Regions from separate parts of the Homo sapiens genome. Here region 1 is linked to region 2. Evidence: chromatin loops called from intact Hi-C (ENCODE). Cell type or tissue: heart left ventricle. All regions are shown on one strand.

Evidence for each region. Peaks named below come from ENCODE experiments on the same cell type or tissue, not always from the same donor. Only the 100,000 strongest peaks of a DNase experiment are listed, where the experiment ranks them.
Region 1: a loop joins it to region 2, with 4 times the contacts of the local background. A loop is called at or near these places in 6 of 110 quality-filtered maps.

Annotation. Positions count from the first base shown.
Region 1 is chr11:8,222,649-8,230,648 of GRCh38, reverse strand. LMO1 (LIM domain only 1) reads left to right here. Exons shown (of 4, transcript NM_002315.3): 2 at 145-358; 3 at 3,549-3,674; 4 at 5,928-6,340. The coding sequence ends at 6,033. LOC105376536 (a long non-coding RNA gene) reads right to left here and starts at 768. Exons shown (of 4, transcript XR_007062582.1): 1 at 679-768. RefSeq lists enhancers at 2,841-3,501, 7,670-8,000. In heart left ventricle, CTCF peaks have their summits at 4,690 and 4,893 (motif pointing left); DNase peaks (open chromatin) are centred at 308, 1,178 and 4,868.
Region 2 is chr11:9,134,434-9,142,433 of GRCh38, reverse strand. It overlaps DENND5A (DENN domain containing 5A), which reads left to right. Exons shown (of 23, transcript NM_015213.4): 22 at 326-494; 23 at 2,580-3,609. The coding sequence ends at 2,763. Among named protein-coding and RNA genes, the nearest start is that of SCUBE2, 47 kb to the right of the region's middle. RefSeq lists enhancers at 3,118-3,412, 4,226-4,415. In heart left ventricle, CTCF peaks have their summits at 4,290 and 4,512; a DNase peak (open chromatin) is centred at 4,503; H3K27ac peaks cover 180 bases.

The DNA.
Region 1 (8,000 bases), 910 kb after region 2:
GGGAGAAAGCGAGGGCTCCTGGGAGCCCCAAACCTAGAGGGGGCAGCAGAGAGAAGCAGTGAGCTCCCCATTCTTGGGGGATATTCCTTGAGGCCCAGAGCTACGGGGCCCATCCTGCGTTGCTGTCTGTCTGTCCGTCTGCAGGCGTGCCGATGCTCTCCGTCCAGCCCAAAGGGAAGCAGAAGGGCTGTGCGGGCTGTAACCGCAAGATCAAGGACCGCTATCTGCTGAAGGCATTGGACAAGTACTGGCACGAAGACTGCCTCAAGTGTGCCTGCTGTGACTGCCGCCTGGGCGAGGTGGGCTCCACCCTCTACACCAAGGCCAACCTCATCCTGTGCCGACGCGACTACCTGAGGTGGGCTGCCAAACCCTGGCCTCCCAAGCCCTTGTCCTGCTCAGAAAGCTCCCCATCCTCAGCCCCAGCGTGACTGTGCCCCCGGCCCTAGACCCAGTACCCTGTGTGTCCTCTCATTCTTGACTGTCCTGCCCCTGCCCTGCTTGCCCCAGATACCTGAGAAGTCACCTGAGGGGAAGGCCCAGGTCGTTATGCCCTTGGACTCGGTACCCAGCACAAGTCCAGGGCAGGCATTTGTAACCTGGGGCCCCTAAGTTAAGCTTTCCGAGGGCCCCAGTCTGGCTCCGCCCCCCTGCCTTGGCCAGGTGCTTCTGACCCACCTGATCTGGAATCTGGGAGGGGATACCTCAGAGGGGCTTTGAGAACAGGTGTGGAAGCTTTGACTTCCCCAGGACCCTCCTCCCTAATGCAGTCTCTTTCCATCTCCCAGTGTCCAACTTTCCTTTCTAGATGGTCCTTGGGAGCAGGCATCCATTTGCCCAGGGAAACTGGCAGGCAGCCATATCCTAGGAGCAGGGCCACTGATGCTGGAGCTTCAAGACCTGGGTTGGAACTAGCTGTGAGCCTTTGGCTCCTAATCTTCTCCCAGCCTCAGTTTACTTCCCCGTGAAGGGTGAAAGAATGATGCTTCCCTGCCTTGCATTCCTCTGAGCTCTAACTCACCCTCCCTACAATTTGGATCCTATTCCCTGGGGCCACCTCCCCCAATTAACCCTCCCTGAGGCCATTTATGACATCAGCAAGGCTGGAAGGAGGCCACAAAGCAGGGCCTTGGCTGAGACCCAGCACCTGCATTTGGCTCTGTCGCAGGCTGCTGGATGGTTGCCGGGCTTGTGGGGAAGGAGGGCTCATCGCATTAATTAACAGGTCGGGGCAAGGGCTTCATGGGGCTCCCTCTGCCCAGGTCTGGGCATGTTGCAAGGGGGAGGTTATCAGTGGAAGCTCCCTCAATTCCCCAAAGATCCTTTGACTGACCTGCCTGCCCCTTTTAACACCTGCATTTAAAAGTGATGCAGTAAAACAGAAGCTGTGACTTAGTGCTCCTTGCCAGGGCTGGAGGGGAGAGGCTGAGACCAGAAGCAGGGGTTAAGGAAGAATGTTCAGGCTAGGCGCGGTGGCTTATGCCTGTAACTCCAGCACTTTGGGAGGCCGAGGCAGGCACGTCACTCCAGCTCAGGAGTTCGAGACCAACCCTGGGCAACATGGTGAAACCCCGTTTCTAAAAAAAAAAAAAATTAGCCAGGTGTAGTGGCTGCATGCCTGTAGTCCCAACTACTCAGGAGGCTGAAGTGGAAGGATTGCTTGAGCCCAGATGTTTGAGGCTGCAGTGAGCTGTGATTGCGCCACTGTACTCCAGCTTGGGTGCCAGAGCAAGACCCTGTCTCAAAAAAGAAAAGAATGTTCCTGGGGATTCACCCCTTGAGGACCTAGAAGGGGCCTCCATGTCTGGAGGTTTAGGGCATCACCTGGGGGCTGACTCTACCAGGTTAGGACGATGTGGCAGACCATCTGATGGGTTCACAGGACTTGGAGAGAGAGGCCCACAGTGTAGGATGGGCTTATCAGGAAAAAGCACCCTCAAGCATATAGGGCCCTGCCAGCTACTAGGGATGGAAGGTAATTTTTTTTTTTTTTTTTGCTCTGGCAGAGGCAAGGAGTGACTGTAGGACCAGCTAGACCAGTGGGCTGGGATGCGAGCGTGGCTTCCTTGAGCTGCTCAGGCCTGGAGAATGGCTGTCCAGAGCCTGCGCCCTCTGCAGCAACTGTTCCTGGGCCGATGGCAAGAAAAGCCCCTCTTGGCAGGCAGATGCTGTGGCCTAGCCTTTGTCTGCCTTAATCTGAGCCACCAGGCAGCTCAAGCTGATGAATAATGGAGCCAAGCTCATCTGCAGGCGCCTGAGTTTGAGCTGGACAAATCGGGGATTAAAGGGGCCCCCCACCCTCTTCTCAGCCTCCTTGCCTCACTTGGGGCTTGCTCTGTCTGTGTGCAGGAAAGAAGCAAGGAGGAGCCGGGATGGCTCAGACCATTGGGACATCCAGCCAAGGGCTGGCCTGCATGGGGAGGGAGTAAACTCCCTGTCCCTAGAGCTTTACAGCCAGCAGCTAAGAGGAGGGGTGCCTGCCTCAAAGAGGCATTTGTGCCAGATGTCCTTGGCGCTTCCTTTGGGCATCAGTTCTGTTTTACAGCATCTTTGAATAGGATCATCCATCCCTATTTTACAGAAGGATAAACTGAGGTTCAGAGAAAGAAAAAAAGGGACTTAGGCAAGTAACACAGTGAGTTTGTCATGGAAAAAAGATTTAATAAAACACTTTAATTTTGGCAAGGCACAGTGGCTCACACCTGTAGTCCCAGCACTTTGGGAGGCCAAGGCAGGAGGATCAGTTGAGGCCAGGAGTTCGAGAGCAGCCTGGCCAATATAGTGAGACCCCATCTCTATTTTTAAAAATCAAATAATAAACACTGTAATGTTAAAGGTGGGAAAAGCATGTCATGCAGTGGTTTAGAGCACGCCTTCTGGACCAAGGCCCTGTGACTGTCCAAGTTGTTTCTCTGTGACTCATATTTTAAATCTTTAAAATGGGGAATAATAATAGTACCACCTCCTAGGTTTGTTGTGAGGATTAAGCGTTTATCTTTGTAAAGCTCTTAGATTAGTGGCTGACACATAGTGAACACTACCTAGGTGGTTGCTTAGTGAGTTGTGACTGAGAATTTACAACAGGTTTCACAACTACCCCATAAAGGGTGTGTTTCAGGCTTTGTTTTACAGATGAGGTAAATGAGGCTCAGAGAGACTCACTGACTTGCCTGAGGGCACACAACCCAAGATTCAGTCTGCCCCTGAAATTCAGGCTTGCTCAGGGCCCAGCCTAGGATTCTCTTGGTGGCTCCAGGGCTTGAGGACCCTTGTGGGAGCCTGGGAGGGGGCCTTGGGATGGGCAGTGGCAGCCAACTCCTGACCCCCTACACACCCTCCCTGGAAGGGGATGTGCTGATTTATTGGCAGCCTGATCTCTGGGCAGAATCTAGATGCTGCCCTCAGTGCTCTTATCCTATTGCCTGAGCCCACCTGCTGAGCCCACAAGTTGGAGTATGGGAAGGACCCTGGATGGAGGCAACTCCTTTCCCCCTGCCCACCCAGCTTCCCAGAATGCTGCTGAGTCCTCTGCGCCCTTCCCTCGGCAGGCTCTTTGGCACCACAGGGAACTGTGCTGCTTGCAGCAAGCTGATCCCAGCCTTCGAGATGGTGATGCGGGCCCGGGACAACGTGTATCACCTCGACTGCTTCGCCTGCCAGCTCTGCAACCAGAGGTCAGTGCTGGACTGGCCGACCCAACACACTCCCCAGACGCCAGCCTGAGGCCTGCTGGGATGGGCCAGGAGCACGGCGGAGGCGTGCACGCAAATGCGGGTTGCGTGTGTGTATGTGGTGGTGCGTGCAGGTTATGAGCGTGCATGTGCTTTATGTGTTTTATGTGTGTGTAAGCTCGGTAGCCAAATGTGTGCACTTTAATATTGGGTGTGCACATCTGTGTGGCACATTTCTGTGTGAATATAATGAAGGCGTGCATGAGTTTACTGTGTATGCATAGTTGAGTGTGCATGTGCATGCATGTGTATTTGGAAATGTACAAGTGGGCACATGTGCATGATGGAATTAATATGCATTTGTACATGTGTTTTTAAATGTCTGGGGGTGTATGTGTATGTGCAACGTGCATGCATGATGAGGTGAGTATGCATGTGTGTATACATATTTTATTTTTTGAGATAGTCTCACTCTGTTGCCCAGGCTGGGGTGCAGTGGTGTGATCTCACAATCTTGGCTCACGGCAACCTCTGCCTCCCGGGTTCAAGTGATTCTCCTGCCTCAACCTCCCAAGTAGCTGGGACTACAGGCGTGTGCCACCACGCCTGGCTAATTTTTATTTTTATTTTTATTTTTATATTTTTAGTAGAGACGGGGTTTCACCATGTTGGCCAGGCTGGTCTTGAACTCCTGATCTCAGGTTATCTGCCCACCTCAGCCTCCCAGATTGCTGGGATTACAGGTGTGAGCCACCGCGCCCAGCCTGTATACGTGTTTGAAACGTGCATGTGCATGGGATAACGTATCCTCCCACCCCCGTACCCAGTGTATAGTATGTGCATGTGTGTGCATGTATGTTCCAGTGAGAAGGGGTTCCCAAATCTGGAGGGCAAAGTCCCCTCAGGGAGTGGCCACTCTCTCCTCACCCAGCCCTTGTGATTCTGGTTCCAGCCCAGCCTATTTTCTGGTCTCTTGGCCCCAACTCTGTGCCCTAGCCCTGTGGGAGTCCCTGGGGACCTAAGGAGCCAGAGCCCTTCAGCCCTGGCTGGGGCCTAGCACCAGAAGGCAGGCGCTCTTCTCAGGAGCCCCCAGGTCAGGTAGGAACGCATACAAGTGCTCCCTGAAGTGAGGTTCAGAGGGACCTACAGGGAACGCTGGTCTGGCTGGGGGCTCTGGCCGGACCTGCTGTTAGGAGGGCTCAGTGAACTTACAGCGCCACCTGGTGGTTGAACTGGGATCTGCTGGAACTAGGCCAGCGATCTTGGGGTCTCACTAAAGGCTTCACCCACCCTGGGGACATCTTTAGGGAAAGGACCGGAATCTTCCCTTACTTGGGGAGGACTAGGAGACCAATGAAGGGCCTTCCTTCGGTAGGAGAGGAGATAGTGGAACGGGGTTACCTCCTAGAAGGATGCTCTAGGTAACTTATCAATTTTGTTTAGAGGAAGAATGCCCTGTACTGAGCCATCCTCTTAAATTGGGGAGAGGGATAGACGGATGGAAAAAACAACCATTTTATCCCTCCTTCCTTACCCATCTCTGCCTTTTTTTTTTTTTTTTTTTTTTTTTTTTGAGATGGAGTCTTACTCTGTCGCCCAGGTTGGAGTGTGGTGGCGTGATCTCGGCTCACTGCAACTTCCGCCTCCTGGGTTCAAGCAATCCTCTGCCTCAGCCTCCCGAGTAGATGGGATTACAGATGCCCACCAGCTAAATTTTTTTGTATTTTTAGTAGAGATGGGGTTTCACCACCTTGGCCAGGCTGGTCTTAAACTCCTGACTTCGTGATCCACCCACCTCAGCCTCCCAAAGTGTTGGGATTACAGGTGTGAGCCACCACACCCGGCCCCATCTCTGCCTTTCTCCATCTGTCTCCCCACTTGGTCTTTTTCTGTTTGTGCTTTCCCTTTCTCCCTCTCTGGGACTGGGGTAGGCTGTTCCTGCACCTCTCCACCAACCCCCCTAACCCTACACTCACCAACACAGGAGACCTGACTATGGAAGCCTGTGGCCCAACTGTCTGTCTGTCCTACCACCTCAGGCTACAGGGCCTGGCCAAGGTTGGGGCTGGCCTGGGGGAATTGCCCAGGTGTGCTGTGGGGACTTTTGGCAGTTCCCTCTGGAAGGTTCAAGGAACAAACTCCCCCCACCACCTCCCACATAGCTCACCTCATAGGCCAGGCCGGCTTCTGTCTGCAGCCCCCCCCTTACCCACTGGGACCTTCCCATGGCTTCTCTCTCTCGCTTGGATTTTCTAGATTTTGTGTGGGAGACAAATTCTTCCTGAAGAACAACATGATCTTGTGTCAGATGGACTATGAGGAAGGGCAGCTCAATGGCACCTTTGAATCCCAAGTTCAGTAACGCCCGGCGCCTGGCCTCCAGGCCCGTCTGTCCATCTGCCCGCCTGCCCACCTGCCTGGCCGGCCAGCCAGCCACTCTACCAGTGCAGGCTGGCCAGCCGCTCTCCTGCCACATTAGAACTTCTCCGTCCTCGATGGGAGGGATGGCCCTTCCTCCTCCACCACCGCCCGTCTGTGTGTGACCCCTCCTGGGGCCAGGCCGGGCCTGTACAGTCTGTCTTCTGTATATAAATGGGAACATTTATTTTATGAGAAATGTAATGCGATTTTATTACTGGCGTGGATTAAACTTATGAATGTTTCCGGGAGGTTACTCTGCGTTGTTCACATGACTGACACAGACCTGGGGCCCCTCCCCTCTGCCTCTCAAGGGCAGGGCACAGAGCAGGGTAGGGGCCTCCAGCATGTGCTGTTGCTGGGCAGGGGAGCAAAAGGCTGGCTTTAGGGGAAGAAGCTGGGAGGAAGGAGACAACTCAGAGCCTCCAGCCCCAGCCAGAGGTGAGACCTGGGGTATCTTCCCTCTGGGAGAGCACACACTCTGGCCCTGAGTAGGTCCCTAAGAAGAGGGGCAAGATGAAGCCTTCCCTACCCTGTGTTCCATCCCCTCTGTTGAGACCCCAGACTGACTGCACAGATGGGGACCCAGCTCTGACCTTTTCCCCAGTAGGACCACAAATCTTGTGTCCTCTGCCATGGGAGCACCATGCTGAAACCTCTCTTCCCTTTTAGGGTGACAGACAGCACTTGTTGTCTCTGCCCAGCAGCTGGGGCCCAGCTTTCTGCTCTTCTGAGTGAGCAAGAAAAATCCTGTTTCCTTTCGACTCAGCCCATGCAGTCTGGAGGCATCCATTTATTCAGTCAGCAAACCTCAATAGACTCTGTGTCTCAATCCCATGCTGCAACCGGGGGTGTCCTGGAGCAAATCAGATGTGAGGATGAATCATAGATCAGACACCGTCCCTGCCCTTGGGGAGCTTGCTGTGGGGATGGAAAGCAGAAGCCATGTTGCGGGGAAAGCCAGGAAAACAAAGCACATCATTGTGAGGACGGAATGCTATGCGGAGACCTGGGACAGGCCAGTTCCCTCTGGGGGACACAAGGCCATTTGTGATGACTTAAGAAAGTCATAGATGGACAAGTCAATGGACATACGGTCAGACAGACATGTGCTGCAGGCAGGAAGGATGGACACACAAGTAGACAAGTGTGTAGGCAGAGACAGGCAGGAGAGGTGGAGGTGGTCAAGCCCCATCACTCAGCTCCAGCCAGAACTGCAGCAGACAGGCAGACACCAGGGCGTTTTCCACCTCCCCCGCCGAGCTAGATTTACTCAAGGCAGCAGGGATGCTGTCTTGGTCTTGGCTGCAGCCACAGTGCCAAGCACAAAGCCTGGAACTGTAAAGATACCTTCTCGCTGGGCAATATTAAAAACAGAGGCTTCTTGAATCCCCAACCTAGACAGAAAAAGTTGCATGGACAGGCTCCTTCACTATCAGGCCACTCCCTCCTCCTTCCCAGGGGCTATTTTCACCCTAGCCACAGCCCACAGCCCACAGCCCACAGCCCACAGCCCACAGCCCACAGCCCAGGGCAGAGGGAGTCAGACTATTGCCTCAAGCCCTGCCTGCTCCTGGGCAGGGAATGGGCTGGGCTGGGCTGGGCTAGGCTGGATTCGCACCTCACCCTCCCCAGGCCTACTCCTCTACTTGAAAGTGAAAGGATGGCTGGGCACTCCTGGGGGCTTGCAGGAGGCTACCTCTCCAAGTTGTGGTTTTGTGGTCATTGGCCCAGTTTCTGAAAAGGGATTGCTAGGGCCGAGGATCTTGGGGCAGAAGTTCTCAACTTTGGGGGCATCCAGTTTCTGTGAAGGAGCTGCACCCTGTATGTGCGAGAAGAGAGGCAAAGGCCAGTGGAGCTGGCTGCAGTGGGTGTTTGTGTGAGCCATGGGTCCAAGGGGACGGTGAAACT
Region 2 (8,000 bases):
GTCCAGTTGAGCGTATTGGAGCCCCAAGCCCTGTGTTGCACCCATATGGAGAATTTTCATGCAAGAAACCATCCTCAGAATTTTTTGTGTCTTCAGACTAGGGAAAAGAACATCTTTATATCAAGGGCCACATACATAAATTTAAAAAATAAGGATAGGGAAGCTAAGGATCATTTTGAAACATGACCAGTGACATCAGAACACTTGTGCTATTCTCATTAAGTTACCTGTGTGGACTTGGAGAGGCCCATGGCAAGTGGCCTGTAGGACCGTCAGGGTTGGTGTTGAGAGCCTTTTCACTGGCAAGCTTTTCTACTCTTCACAGAAAAAGCACAAACCTATTATGAGACATTAGAGAAGAATGAAGTAGTCCCTGAGGAAAACTGGCATACAAGAGCCCGGAACTTCTGCCGATTTGTCACTGCAATCAACAATACTCCCCGGAACATCGGCAAGGATGGCAAGTTTCAGATGCTGGTGTGCTTGGGAGCCAGGTACTGCAGACCCAGGGCCCAGAGTGCACAGCGGTTAGCCTTGGTGGTGGTGTTGGAGGCCTGGTGCAGTGCAGGGGTGAGGAATGGCTCATCAGGTGCCCTTAGGGAGATGAGGCCTTAGAAGGTTTCCTAGAAGCCCTGAATTTCCTCTGTGTATCGTGTATGGTCACACACTGCATAAAATGTGCTGCGTAACAACATTTGTCAGTGACGGACTGTTTATGGGATGATGGTCCTATAAGATTATACTCTGTTTTTACTGTACCTTTTATAGGTTGAGATGTTTAGGTACCCAAATACTTACCATTGTGTTTTAGTTGCCTACGGTATTCAGCACAGTATTCCTTCATTTTTATTCTTCAGGCTGCTGTGGCAGGAAGCTCCAGGAGAAGTGTAGAAGAGCAGGCCTGGGGGCTGGTGACAGGGCTGTACCGATTTGTAGCTTAGGAGCAACAGGCTAGACATATAGTAGGCTCTACCATCTAGGTTTGTATGAGAACCCTATAAAGTTCGCATGGTGACGAAACTGTCTAATGACACATTTCTCAGACTGTATCCCTGTCATTAAGCAACACGTGACTTATGTGTGTGGTGATCTGTCGGGGTAGGGATGACAACGTGTATGTAACTCGGGGCAGAGGGGCCCCATTTTGAAAGGAAAGATCAAAATCACACCACTGGGGAAGTTTGAAGCAGAGTATATCTAGTTATTCCTTCATTAGACATTTAAATGGCCTTATGGAAGTTGGTAGGAAGACAGCTGAATAAAACGTGGCCCCTTACCATTTATTTATTTATTTATTTATTTATTTTGAGATGGAGTTTCGCTCTTGTTGCCCAGGCTGGAGTGCAATGGTGTGATCTCGGCTCACCACAACCTCCGCCTCCTGGGTTCAAGTGAGTCTCCTGCCTCAGCCTCCCGAGTAGCTGGGATTACAGGCATGCGCCATCACGCCTGGCTAGTTTTGTATTGTTAGTAGAGACGGGGTTTCTCCATGTTGGTCAGGCTGGTCTTGAACTCCTGACCTCAGGTGATCTGCCTTCCTTGGCCTCCCAAAGTGCTGAAATTACAGGCGTGAGCCACCATGCCTGGCCAACATTTAGAAGCTTACTTGTCCTAATTAAATACAGAGCATGGAAGAAGGTTTTGAGGGTCCAAAAATGAAGTGTACATTCATACAATATGCTGAAAAGGTAGAGGAGAAAGATCAGAGAAGACTTCAGGGAGGAGTTGGTATTTAAGTGAGCCTTTAATGGAAGGAAATAACAGAACGTGGCAAGGGCAGTAATAGGAAACACAGTTGAAAGGAGGGTAGGGCCCCTGAGCTGGGACAGAGAAAGATTCTTTTCATATTAGTACAAAGTTGTTTCATCAGGGGACTGAAGTAATATTAATCTGATATTATGGGTGGTATGCATTAGAGTGGACATGATTATTAGGGGCTATTCCTGTAGGTCAGGTGAGAGAGCATGAAGCTCAAATAAACTTAAGGCAGTTTATTCAGGCTGCATAAAGGGAGAGAATTGGCATAGTGGTTAAAAACAGACTCCAGAACCGCATTCACTAGGTTCAGATCTCAAGTTATCCATTTACTAGCCATGTGATCTTGGACAAGCTACTTAACTTCCATCTACCCTACTTTCTTCATCTATAAAGTGGGGATAATAATAGTACCTACCTCATATCACAGGGTTATCATGAAGATTAAATCTCTTATGTCAGTGCCAGCACATGCTGAGTGTTATGTGAGGTTAGTGCTTATTATTATTCCTGGTGGTGGTAGCTGTGGGAGGAGAGAAGCTCTGGGAGACACCAGTGGTGGGGCTGACTAGGCAGGGCGAGGGAGGCAGGGGAGGAGGAGGCTTGGAGGCTCATGACAGGGCTGATTTGGGTCAGGTTTGTTTGGTGTCCTGGAGCTGAAAGACCTCTTTGCCAGTCCCTGTTTGGGAAAGGGGGGTGTGGGGGGCTGTCAGCTTCTCCAGCTTCAGACTTAGTTCATGGTTTCCCCCTTGGCCTTGCACTAACGCTCTCTCTTCCTTTTCCTTTGCCCCTCTGACCTGCCTGGACTGCTCCCGCTCTGCCAGAGATCACCTCCTACACCACTGGATTGCCCTGCTGGCTGACTGCCCCATCACTGCACACATGTATGAGGATGTGGCACTGATCAAAGACCATACACTTGTCAATTCCTTGATTCGTGTGCTGCAGACATTGCAGGAGTTCAACATCACGCTGGAGACGTCCCTTGTCAAGGGCATCGACATCTGACCTCCCAGCACCAGCCAGCAGCAGGACTGAGAAAGACTCACCCTGCAGCTCTGACCTTTTTTCCCAAAGGGACTTAAGCGATTGTGCAGGAGTAGGAGACAAAATGTACACTCACTGTAAAAAGAAAACTAGAGGATTTTTGGAATAAATAATCTATTTTAGAGTTTATTTGCTGATTTGCTTTTTACACACTTTCATGTGAAAGAGTGATAGGGAGAGGGAGCGAGGCTGGTGCCGCTTATTTTGAAGCTGGTGCCCTCCCTCGCCGTGGCCACATGCTGGAAGCCTGAGGCCTCCCTGGACTGAGCCTGTGGCACTGCGTGCGGGACAGTTATGTTTCCTTGCCCCGTCGCATTAATGAGGCCCTTCCACATCATTTTTAAACTAATGTTTTTCTATATTAACATTATTATGGATATTTGGCTTTCATAGGCCACACACAGGTGTGCTGCGCGGGAAGCCCCATGCTCCAATCAAAGGGATTTTTAGTAGTGCCTCTAAGCAAGCACCGATGAGTCAGTCCCACGTATTTTCTTTTTTGTCAGTATTGTTTGGGAAGGAGACATGCCGGGATGTGTCATCGTGCCAAATACCACATTTCCTGTTGGCACAGTTTCACAGAAGTAAACATAAGCATGTTTTAACAGGTTTTTCTTTTCTTTTTTCTTTTTTAAAATGTTTTATTTATTTAACCCGCCATTGTGTGTTTTTAAGTATTTTCTTTTTTTAAGGAAAGGAAAAGCTTGTCACAATCTAACTGGCTATGTTATTATTATTAAATTTATGTTTTGCAACTTAGAAACCAGCTACAGTATGGCCCACTTAATAAAACACCTGAAACAAAAACTGCATGGATCACTGATTTTTATGGAGGTTTATGAGCAGTGGGTGGCTGCGGGTGCAGTTGGGTCCATCTGTGAGGATGGTCTTGTGGCATCACCTCTCTTTACCAGCAGGCTCGGGGTTGTGGCCTGCCCAGGATGCCCCTGAGGGCCTGGGGTCTCCTGGGTCCTTCTGCCCGCAGTGCTAGGAGCCTTCCTAGCTGTTATGTGGCTGATTCACATGGATGCAGACAGGGTTCTTTCCCCACTCCACAGAGGAGGAGACTGAGACACAGGAGGGAAAAGACCCGGCCAGGGGTGCAGAGGTTGTCACTTGACTGAGACAGGATGGGCCCTTTCTTGAGAGGGTAAGGGAGACCAGGTGTGGGAAGCTGGGGGTCGGGGGAAGCTCTTGAAAGAAAGGTTTGCTTTCCTGGGGATGGCAGGTGGGAGACCTTTATGAGAGGTCCAGCTTCGTTCATTTTTATTCTTCAGGCTGCTTTGGCAGGAAGCTCCAGAAGAAGTGTAACGTGATCAAGTCAGGCACCTCAGACCAATCAGTGCCCTCTTTTATGCTTTCCTGGTTTGCATGCATTTTCCCTTTGCCTGGAATGCCTCCCCTTCACCCACTTTGTGTTTGTTGTACAGGGTTTACTTTAGCAGTCACCTGCTGTGAAGTGTCCCCAATCTCCCTAGGCAGTTAATCATTCCATCCTTGTGCTCCTTCATTTTCTTAGATGCTGGCATCTCCTCTCTGGATTGTCATTGCCTGCTTTCGTGTCAGGCTCAGCCCTTGCACCGTGAGCTCCCAGAGGGAAAAGGGGGATCTCTTGCCTGTCTCCATCCCCTGGGCCTGGCAGGTGGTAAATGCTTCTGAAGAGATGAGGAGAGGGCCCAGAGAGCTGCAGCGCAGCGTCCTGCCTGCAGAGGGGGTGAGAGGCCACACTGCAGCCGTCTGCCTGGAGCCCACGGACAGAGCTTTAGTTCTCTCGGAGAAGGCCGAGGAAAGGGGAAGGAAGGTAGGCAGTACCTCTGGAGCAGGAAGTGGGATTCTTGGCTGGGCAAGAAGGGCAGCATGGAACTCAGCTGTATGTGTTTATATTGTGGGCCTAGGCCTGAGCTTACCTTAAGGCAGGTGCTGGGACCAACTATTTCCTTGCTCTTTGTAACAGCTGATCCTACTCACTTTCTACTGTGTTTTGTTTTGTAATCTTCTGCAAATCTGTTTTGGAATGATGTGTGATATAAGAGAACAGACCTGTTTAGTAGCTCAAGATTTCAAGGACATTTGAGTCAACTGCGTTCTTCCGTGTAGGGCCCAGCCAGGCCTCTCCAGTGGTCCTGGGTAAATCAGGTGTGTTTGGTTCACTCAGCAAGCAGCCCTGCCTGCCTCAGCTTCTGCACCTGCTCTACTTCAGGGCTTCCCAGGCTGTGATTTCAGGGACTGGTAAATAAACAAGCAAGCAAAGGAACTCAGGGAATTACTATAAAGCAAGCACCCTTATAATCACCACTCAGGTCAAGAATAGAACTTTGCCAGCCCCCCAGGGTCCTCCATGTTCCCCCTTCCCCATCACAGTCCCAGCACCTCCCTTCTTCCATCTTAACTTTTATAAGTAATAATTTCGTTGAGTTTCTTTATTGTTTTGTCACCCAGATGTGCATCCCTACATGCTATAGTCTTACTGTCCTTTTAAAAAAACTTGATACATCTTTTAAGTCTCTTTTAATCTAAAGGGTCCCCTCCATCCCTTTCCTTTTCTTACAAATTGTTGAAGATTTTAAGCCATTTGATCTGTAGATTTTCACAGCCTGGGTTTTTGCTCATTTCATGCCCGTGGTGCAGTTCAATATACTCCTTTATCCTCAGCATTTCCTGCAGATCAGCAGCTAGATCTAGACAATTTGCCTCAGGTTGATCCCTTTGATAAGACTCTAGGTAGTGGTGTGCTCATTTAGCAAGAAGCACGTAACATCTGTTTTTCACTTTTGTTATGTTAGCAGCCACTGATGCTCAATGCCTACATCCAGCAAGTAATTCACTGGGGATTGCAGCATGGGGATATTCTAATCTATCATTTTCTCTTCATTTATTAGATGGAATAATTTTATAAGGAGACATTGTCTCTCATCTACTGTTTGATTTCCCAGTAGAGTTTGTGTGGGAAAGGCAGATAAGTGCTTAATTCTTTCCTTTTATTTACCCAACTTTTAAGATATGAACTGGTTCTTTGTTATCCTCAGAAGGTGACTATTTTTTAAACAATATTATGAACTCATGAGTTTAGATGTATTTGATAGGCTTCATCTCATTGCAATTATTATCTTTATTGTCCTGCCTTTGGCCTTTGGGAGCCTCTTTAAGTTGGTTCCTGAGTTGTTCTGACACAACTCTAGTTGTCTTTGATATCTGCTTTGTTTTCTGGTATTGCAAGATGTTCTAGGCTCACTTTATTCATTTTCTGTCCTAGACTTGGAATCAGTCATTTCTCCAAAAAGCCCTGGTTTCCTTAAGTGGGAAATGGTATTGCAAGACCATAATTGGACACTAGAAATTCTCATTGTTACTGGTAGATCATTGGTTCTAGGCCTATTCAGTAGACAGAGCTTTGATTATATTTAAATATAACATTTTTATACATTTAATATAGACATCTAGAAACATATATAGTAAATATGTATTTTTAAAGATAGTGAAGGTCTTGGAATTATATATGTTAAATGCATATATAAATATGTATGTATACATGAGTGTGTATACACACATGCATCTATGGTACCCCATGATTTTACAGTGTTCTTTCTGATTCCAATTCAGGATTATAGGGTGCCTTTGTCCATTTAATGCGGCTACAAAGGAATACCTGAGGCTGGGTAATTCTTAAAGAAAAGAGGCTTAGTTGGCTCATCGTTCTGCAGGCTTTACAGGAAGCATGATGCTGGTACCTGCATCTAGTGAGGGTCTCAAGCTGCTTCCACACATGGTGGAAGAGGAAGGGTGTGCAGAATCACATAGCAAGAGAGGGGTGAGAGAGACGAAGGAGGCTGGGCTCAGTGGCTCACACCTGTATTCTCAGCACTTTGGGAGGACGAGGTGGATGGATCACTTGAGGTCAGGACTTCAAGACCAGCCTGGTCAGCGTGGCGAAACTGACTATGAGATTTGGAGGGATCAAACCAAACTATAACATACTTTTACTTTTTTTTTTTTTTTTTGGAGATAGGGTCTCACTCTGTTGGCCAGGCTGAAGCACAGTGGCACGATCATGGCTCACACAGCCTTGACTTCCCAGGCTCAAGTGATCCTGCCTCAGCCTCCTGAGTAGCTGGGACTACAGGTGTGCACCACCACAACCAACTAATTTTTAAATTTTTTGTGGAGACAGGGTCTCACTACATTGCCCAGGCTGGTCTTGAACTCCTGGGCTCAAGCAGTCCTCCTGCCTGGCTTCCCAAAGTGTTGGGATTACAGGCATGAGCCACCATGCCTGGCTTAACTTCTTATATATTACATCTGTATCTCTTTTTTCCATAATGAGAACCCTAGGTTTGAAGGGCAGAGAAATTGGTAGAATAAGAAGATCCCCTAATTAACCATTTGCTTTATCCCACATTATAAACACAGCCATCTCAGAATAACAATACTAATGCTTCTACTACCAATTATGATCATGGAAAACAGTTAAACTTTTTTTGGTATGTTATTCCCATCCTTCCCCCTCAAGCCTGGCCCACCCCGCTGCCCCACCCTTTTCTTTGAGACAGGGTCTCACTCTGTCACCCAGGCTGGAGTGCAGTGGCACAATCTTGGCTCACTGCAGCCTCAACTTCCCAGGCTCAAGCAATCCTCCCACCTCAGCCTGAGTAGCTGAGACTACAGGTGCACACCACCATGCACAGCTAATTTTTGTATTTTTTGTAGAGACGGGGTTTTGCCATGTTGCCCAGGCTGGTCTTGAACTCTTGGGCTCAAGCAATCTGCCCACCTCAGTCTCCCAAAGTGTTGGGACTACAGGCGTTAGCCACTGCACCCGGCCAAGCCCTTATGTTTTATTTTTATGTATTTATCTGTGGCTCGCTGCAACCTCCACCTCCCAGGTTCAAACAATTCTCCTGCCTCAGCCTCTTGAGTAGCTGGGACTACAGGTGCGTGCCACTACTCCCGGCTAATTTTTTGTATTTTTAGTAGAGACAGGGTTTCACCATGTTACCAGGATAGTCTCAATCTCCTGACCTCGTGATCCACCCGCCTTGGCCTCCCAAAGTGTTGAGATTACAGGCGTGAGCCACCTTGCCCGGCTAGCCCCTATGTTTTAGTAGAGGTACTCTATCTTTGAGAGATCATATATTATTTCTGTCAACTTGGGTTTTTTTGAGAAGCAGATGCCAAGACAAAGGAAACACCTGTGAGGGCTA